Linked DNA regions of Homo sapiens: region 2 is linked to region 1. Evidence: chromatin contacts called from ENCODE Hi-C or POLR2A ChIA-PET data. All regions are on one chromosome and are shown on one strand. The core of a region is the stretch at or near the end of the contact, and the rest is flanking DNA. Distances in the headings are between cores, read along the strand shown.

Evidence for each region. A loop is a pair of places that touch in the nucleus more often than their neighbours do. ChIA-PET counts read pairs that join two places held with the same protein, here RNA polymerase II (POLR2A).
Region 2: a map with no recorded cell type shows a loop between it and region 1 (2.9-fold over the local background). The contact joins two enhancer-like sites. A Hi-C loop is called at or near these places in 3 of 168 maps with a recorded cell type or tissue (CD8-positive, alpha-beta T cell, Caco-2 and posterior vena cava) and 1 of 37 single-sample maps with no recorded cell type. POLR2A ChIA-PET finds 5 or more read pairs at or near these places in 9 of 52 experiments (BJ, H1, HEK293 and 6 more).

Annotation. Positions count from the first base shown.
Region 1 is chr2:63,818,255-63,822,211 of GRCh38, forward strand. It overlaps a transcript of WDPCP not described here. Among named protein-coding and RNA genes, the nearest start is that of UGP2, 22 kb to the right of the region's middle. Within about 2 kb of position 2,222, at least 11 of the 41 ENCODE cell types and tissues checked have a DNase peak (open chromatin) inside an H3K27ac peak, as active enhancers do.
Region 2 is chr2:63,859,250-63,863,206 of GRCh38, forward strand. All of the region lies in intron 3 of UGP2 (UDP-glucose pyrophosphorylase 2), which reads left to right. Among named protein-coding and RNA genes, the nearest start is that of UGP2, 19 kb to the left of the region's middle. Within about 2 kb of position 2,147, at least 8 of the 41 ENCODE cell types and tissues checked have a DNase peak (open chromatin) inside an H3K27ac peak, as active enhancers do.

The DNA.
Region 1 (3,957 bases), core at 972-3,471:
GGATCTAAGCTGATGGTCTAGGGACTCTGGTGTAGGAGTAACTGAACTTAGAAAGTCAAAGCTATCAGCCAGAAAGGGCTTTCCGTTGCCTTTAGAATAAAAACCACAATCCTTAAAATGGTCACCAATGCCTTGAATAATGTCAACACATAATCAGTGTTGACCTTCAGAAAAATTACTCTGCCAGCTGTCAGAGAGAGCCTGGAGATGAGGAGAACAGTTAGGGGTCACTGGGATAATTTAATTACTAAGAAAACATATACTGAATTCTTGAATTAGGAGAGTGACAGTGGGAACAAAGAAATGAATTCCAGGATAAAGAAAATGTTTATGACCCACTGAATGCATCACTACTTAGCAATGAAAATGATCTATGGCTACATACAACACGGATGCATTCACAAACATTATATTGAGCAAAAGAAGCAGGATACAAAAGAATATAAAAAGTATGATTCCTTTCACATAAGGTGCTAAACAGGGGAAAAAACCCACCAAACTATGTTGCTTGAGAATCCTTATAGAGGTGATTTAGTAAGAAAAAGTGATTAAACAATTATCACAAGGGTCAAATTAATGGTTACTTCCAGGAGGAAGAGAAAGGCATATATGAGCTTCTGGGGCTGCAATGTTCTATTTTGCCCTAAGTGGTGGCGATTATATGGGTGCTGGCTGTGTAACAATAACACATATAAATATACATAAATACAAACGTCTCTTGATATATATTTACTATAAATAGATGTATACACACATATATATAATATACACACATAGATATATGCACTCTTATATATGTTTTCTCCATATATCACAGTTTAAATCAAGGTTTTAAAAAAGATTGTACAGAAACAGCTGAGGTACACTTAATTATGACTTAATTAGGATATGGAGGGCAAAGCAGCTCTGGGTTCAAATCTTGGTTATTTATTAGTAGTGTGACCTTGAACAAGTTATTTAACCTGTCTAAGCCTCAATTTTTATCAGGGGAACTAACAGGGCTGTTATTAGGATTAAAATTTTGATCTGTCTGATTATTTTTCTGTGACCTTTTCTGATTGATCAGCTGAGGGATCTCCCTCAATTTACTAAAGTTATTACCTGCATTGTTATTTCCTGTGCTTTACTAATGGCTGTGAGTTCCTCAGCACGTTTACAGGTCAGGTGGCTTGGGTTTCCCTAATAGTCATAAACCAGCAGGTGGAGGATATTAAGCTTTCTGCTCTGCAAGCCCAGTGGTTCTCAAACATGAGTGTTTATCACAATCTCCTGGAGGACTTGTATTAAAATACAGCTTGCTGGGCTCCACTTTCGGAGTTTTAATTCATAGACATGCAGTAAGACATGAGAATTTGCATTTATTTAACAAGTTCTAGTAAGTTCCCGGGTGATACTGTTGCTTCTGGTCCAGGCACAGTATTTCTAGAACCTCTATTCTAGCCCAATGTCAGAAAAGTTGGTAAACTGGGTCCCCTTCACTTAAAAGAGAGAGGAAGGAGCTTCTTTGCTCTCAGGCTCTCCAAGTACAAAGGAGACAGTTTTCACAGACACTTGGCAAGAGAGTGACTCTATCTACCTATGCAGGCCCCCTTTTCCTCTTAGACAGGGGTCAGCCTTCCTGAGCTACAGACTTCATATGTCGCTCATTTACCCTCTCCTATGAGAGCTCACAGATTTTCTCAGAAGCATGGATTACTTCCAAGGGACTCTGGCAGTTGCTTTTAGTCCCTGAGTTGCTCCAGTAAGGAACTGTGGGAAGAGAGAGATCAGGAACATGTGTTCATTTTCTTCCCAAAAACTTCTTCTGTGAGAATTAAGGGAGATAAAAGCATGATGTCTGGGACATTAAGAGTACTTAATAAATGTTACTGTCATTGTTATGACTTCAACTTTTTTGAAGTGGATGTTTGCAAAGATGGTTGCATCATAACAGAAACAGTACATGAGATGAACAGGTTTGTCAGGAAAATGAATAGTTTAGTTAGGAACATTTTAATGTTTATAAATTTTATATTTATTTTCATATTGATAAATTTTTGTATCATGGCTCTAAGGTTAAAGTTGAGGAATTTTATAAAACAGACCAGATTAGTAATCTGAGAGACAGAGGAGACAACAGAAAGCTTGTGGAGCTTCTTTTGGGAAATAGTGATGCAACCCAGTTTGAGACCTAACTAGCTAGAGGATAACACAAATGCTAGCAGCTGGCTGGCTCACAGAGACTCGTTTTTGAGAGCAGGCAGTAAGCACATGTTAAGCTTGTGATGTACTTTGGCAGACAGTCTTGACAAACCTATCTCATTCTTTAAACACATGGTTCCAAAGTTGCTAAGCAAAGTTCAGTCTGAACCTTGACTTTGCCTCCCTTAGAAGCGGGGGCTTGTATATTTTGCAATGCCTCATTAAATATTTCCGCATTTTGGTCTCTGCAAAAAAACGTGTGTTCTTTTTAGGAAACGGTGGTTTTTTGGGGACAAACTTAATATTTGTATCTTAGTTATCCATACCAATATTATTTCTATGCTTTATACGCTTTCAAATTACTCTGAGGCATTTACCTAGGTTCTAGGAATTACACAAACCTTAAAGTAAAAAAAACAACAAACAAAAATCCCATATAAATTTAACTTAAATTTATTAAAAACTATAGTATATATACTTATTTCTAAAACTTTAGCAACCATTTTGTGGTTTGTTTTTTAAAGCCAAATTATGAGACTATAGCTTTTGAAAATCTACATAGTCAATATTCTTAGAAGTGAAAATGCAATTATAAATTCATTCCACATGATTCAGTTACATTTAATTCGACATGTGACTAGTAGGTACTGGAGACACAGACATGAATAAATGATGATGTCCTTGTCCTTGAGGAGTTCACAGTTCTTCTGACCATGTGTTTGACTATTTGTTTCCATGTCTCTCTCACCCACTAGACTATGATTTGTCTAGTCCCTAGAGGAGGAGGTGACTGACTCTGCCAGGGAGTCTGAACTTGGAGGTGTCATTAAGAAGGTGAACTCTGGGTTGGCTCTTGAAGGATACTAAGATTTGGGGTGAGGAAGTAGGGAGAGAAGGGCAGGACAATCTAAATGGAAATAACAGAATAAGTGCAAAAGCACTGACATGGAAAATAATTGTTAAGATTTACAAGTATCACTGCGTGGCTACAGCTCCTGTGTTCCTTTGAGTGTAGTACAAATGAGGAGGGTAGAGTTAGGTGAGACCAGATAGTGAAAGGTTCTTTTTCTCATCTAAGGAGTTTTGATTTTACCTGTAGGTGGCTGGGAGACGTGGAAGCTTTGTAAGCAGCAGAGTGACAAGATCAGATTTGTGTTTTGACAACAACTTCAGTGTCAACAGTACAGAGAGTGGACCATGGTGAACTACCTCAGACAAAAATCTAGTTAGGATGTGGTCACAACAGGCCGTCTATTGCTGTTTCCAATGTTTGACTCAATATTAGTCTCAAATTCTATTTTAAAATTGTTACATAAAATGATAACAGTCAGTGAAAATGAGCTAAAACTATAGGCCCTACTCAAAGGCTTAAAGCTCAAAATTGAGGATATCAAAGGATTTCAGAAAAAAATACACACACAAACGCACACTTAAGGTATGAAGTTAAGTAGTAAGGATAGGTTTTCAGCACCTTTTCAGTCACTCAGCTAATTAACATAAGACTAAAATATGAACCACCTCTGTGTGAGGGAAGAGGGATTACGATTGTTGAGATATACTGTGAAACAATTCAATGTTTTATTAAAGAAAATAGAAAAGAGATGGGGTTTGTGAATCAATCAATCTGAACTTCAAAGGGAAAATATGGGGAATAATATTAATAGTTACTCCCAGTTTTTTAAAATTATTCCCTGTTTTTTATCTCTGTTTTTAAAATTATTATGTAAAATGACTGTTTTGTTTTATGTAACAATTTTAAAATAGAATTTGAGACTA
Region 2 (3,957 bases), core at 897-3,396, 41 kb after region 1:
CTCCCAAAATGCTGGGATTACAGACATGAACCACTGTTCCTGACAGTGGTTTTGGTCTTAATTCTTGCTTGCAGACCTGGGAATTTTTTGTTTTCTACTGTACAAACTTAACTTTTCGGAGACAGAGCCTACTTGAAGGAAGGTACGCAGATTTATTATGTTCAATATATTTTAGGGTTCAAGAATTAGTTTTTTTCAGTGGAGAAATCTATCTTTTGTACTTTGAGAGATCATGATATATAGTAGGGATTCTTGAAGTGGGGGTCAGAGGGTGGAGAAGGAAGGAGAAGAGGAATCATGGGATTTTTTCGGTTCAGTACTACCCTACCCCATTCCCAGGAAAGTTCTGATAAATTCTTTCAGGAGGCTATGCCCATGTAGTGAGCCATAGTTACTGATAGTAATACAGAATTGATATAGGACAAAAGAATAGAAATATAAAATAAATTCTAGATGTAACATGATTTTATGCCGTCTTTTTCTGTTTATAAAAGTGTAAGTCTTCATTAAAAGTGTCTTTATTTTGAAGCATAAGTTTTAAGCTTCTTCAGAAAATGTATTTGCAATCCCATATGCCCTTAATCTTGAAAATTTTGGAATGCAGAGGCAAAAAATAAGTTTGCTCTTCAACTACGTCATGAGTTTCTTGAGGGCACAAATGTGTTTTATATACGATATGCATGTTACCAGCTTTTGCAGATAGTTCTGAGAATACAAATCTTGAGCTAATGTTTGTTCACCTTGGTTCTTTTGGATTCCTCCTTCTAGCCTCCTCGTCCTACTCTTCTCTTTCCCATAGGTTTCCTTTCTCAGGTCTTAGAGATTATTATAGAGATCAATTTTCCTTTCAAAATGTAATTTTTAAAAGTGAACATAGGTCTTTTTTTAAAAAAAATGCAAATAATATTTTATATTCCTAAGTAAAAAGAAATTACTGTGGAAGAACAGCCATTTAGAGTAACATTTCTCATGTCAGCCTTATATCAAAGGTGTGACATAAACATTGTCATACCAGTGGATCTATATTTTTGTGTATGAGTTGACAATTAGCAGAGTCAGCCACCTGGTTTGTAAGTAAAGTTTTATTGGAACACACCCACACATTCATTTATGTATTGTCTATAACTGCTTTTTTGCAACAATGGCAGAGTTGAATAGTTGGAGTGGAGACAGTATGGCTTGTAACAAAACCTGAAATACTTATTATCTAGCCTATTTACTGACCCCATTTTAGTGTATGTATTTTCAGAACATCTTTGGTAGCTTTCTTTATTTCTTTGGCCCTCAGAAAACTGACCTCATATGCCTTTGTCATTTCAGATGATCACTTTTAATTTTTATCTTTATTTTTTATTTTCTTTTAGAGATGAGGTCTTGTTCTGTCACTCAGGCTGGAGGGTAGTGGCACAGTCATAGCTCACTACAGCCTCGAACTCCTGGGCTCAAGGGATCCTCCTGCCTCAGCCTCCTGAGTAGGCAGGACTACAGGCATTGTGCCACCAGGCCCAGCTAATTTTTTTTTTTTTTTTTTTTTTGTAGAGACAGGGTCTCCCTATGTTGTCTAGGCTGGTCTTAAAGTCCTGGCCTCAAGTGATCCTCCTGCCTTAACCACTTTTTAGATAAAAATAGTTTTTCATAAATACTAGATTGAAGGACATATTTTATAGATAGGCATTGAAATTTTATATTGTGAGGTTTTACTCGTTCTTACCTTTTGTGTTGAATGCTTTGTTTTAGCTCTCAGTGAGTACATAGATGTTTTGTGAGAAGTCTTTTGAGTTCATGTTTTATGAATTATGGCTAATAAGAACCCAGTTTATAGCGTTATGGATAATGCTCTGCTCCTTCTTTGTAAATGTTAACTAAATGTAATAATAAGATTATCTTGATATTTAACTACATAAGTAAAAAAATTTTTATATATATATAAAGGTTAATGTTTTAAATTAGAGCAAGAAAGGACAAGCCAGCATATGTAGCTTATTTGACCATTTCATTGTTTTCCAGAGAGGTTATGAGAGTGTCTTGGTCTTGGCCAAGCTTACACGTTGGGCATGGACAGGGATGGGAAATAGATCAGAGTTACGAGGAAGTACGGGGCCTGTTCAAGAAGGTATTGGAGCTGACGAGTTCTCTTGAGCGCTAATTTAAAACCTGTTGAAGTCACATGGCTGGCACTGACCCCTGGTGGTGATGTATTTTCATTTCTATACAAAATATTCTCTAAAGAAGGCTTTTTTACCAGCACAGGCAACATAGACCTCACCTCTACAAATTTTTTTTTTTTAGTTAGCTGTGCATGGTGGCATCTACCTGTAGTCCCAGCTACTTGGAAGGCTGAGGTAGGAAGATCACTTGAGCCCAGGAGTTTGAGGCTACAGTAAGCTATGATATCACCACTGCACTCCAGCCTGGGCAACAGAGTGAGATCCTGTCTCAAAAAAAAAAAAAAAACAAAAAAACGACTTTTTCATTTCAATATTTAATAGGATCAAAAGAGTGAAGGTATATTTGTGAACAGGGAGGAGTTATGTAGGGTCATAGGGTAGAGAATTGGCATGAAGAGAATAGCATGCATCAATGTGGTATTTAGCTCCAATGGATTTTTTGTTTTGTTCCATAAAATTGCTGAGACTTTTTCTTAGTCTATCAATACAAAAAACATTAAAAGCTATTGTTTATTTATAAGGAAGTCTGAGGAAGTTACAGTTTATGTGTGCAGAGTACAGATACATAGCATTTTTTTTTCTGAAGGTGAACCGTAGTACACTGTGCATTTAAAGTTTGCACATTAAAAGAAAAAAATCTTGAGGCAATCTGGCCAAGCATCTGATATAGTATGCCATATAGGATGATTTGCTTTGAGCATGTGAAGATTTCCCAGCTGCAACTAGCCAATGATAAAGCCATTAGAGACTTGTTTTGTGTGTATGTGGAGATACACACACAAATGAGATTCTAAAAAGTATTCCACAAAAAGGAATTAGTGGCATTTAAAGAAATGGCTCTGAGGACATGGCTGAATACCAAAGAGTCTCATCATTTCTTTGACATAAAGTTTTAAAACAGTAATATATAGAAATACTGACACTAAGCAGACATACTAATTTAGCAAATATTGCCAAAGCTTCAACTTTTGATTTCATGATGAATTGAACAGTTTTTGAATTTCCCTCGGGATTACCTTCCTTCACATTCCTTCGTGTACAGGACTTTCAGAAATGGGGACCTGATAAAGGAACTGACAACAAGCCCATGATTATTAATTCCATACTGGTTACATGTCTATAATTTCACTTTAGAAATAGCAATAGCAAATACATGGAACTTTAATGGCAGTTACATATTTGATTTGATAGACTCCCGGTTTTATTGTTGGACCAGGGTCTCTAACTACTGCCTTTGTGTCCAAAGTAGAGGACAGTCCAGTCCCACAGAATTGAATTCATTAGGAAAATCAGAGTGTGGGTTTAGGTGGTAATACTACTATTTGAACATTGCCAGTCCCTCCAATTCCAATTTCCACCCCACAGAGAAAGTATGGTGTTAAAGAAATGGTGTTAAAGTTTCTGAAACTTCTTTTGCCCACAGGCAGGCTAACAAGAAGGGAGATACAAGATGATTTTAGTAAAGAGTCCTTTACTAAGGACTTTACTGGAACAGATTGTGACGTAAGCAGGTTGGTATTTGGAACTCCATTTCTGTTAGCATACCTTTCCAGCTCCCTGAGTCATCTACCTTTGTCCTTTCTAATCATACTAAAGTGGAGTGTTCTTTTAAAACTATCTTCTTAGCTGATAAGGATATGGGTCAGATGTTCCACAAGGTTGACTAATTTTATGACTTCAGCTGACTTCTATAAAAAGGTGATGAATATACATAACTGTTGGTAGTGTTTGAATTTTTTTAAACCATCTGTGTATCACTTTTACCTTTTACACTTAAAAAATACTCAGA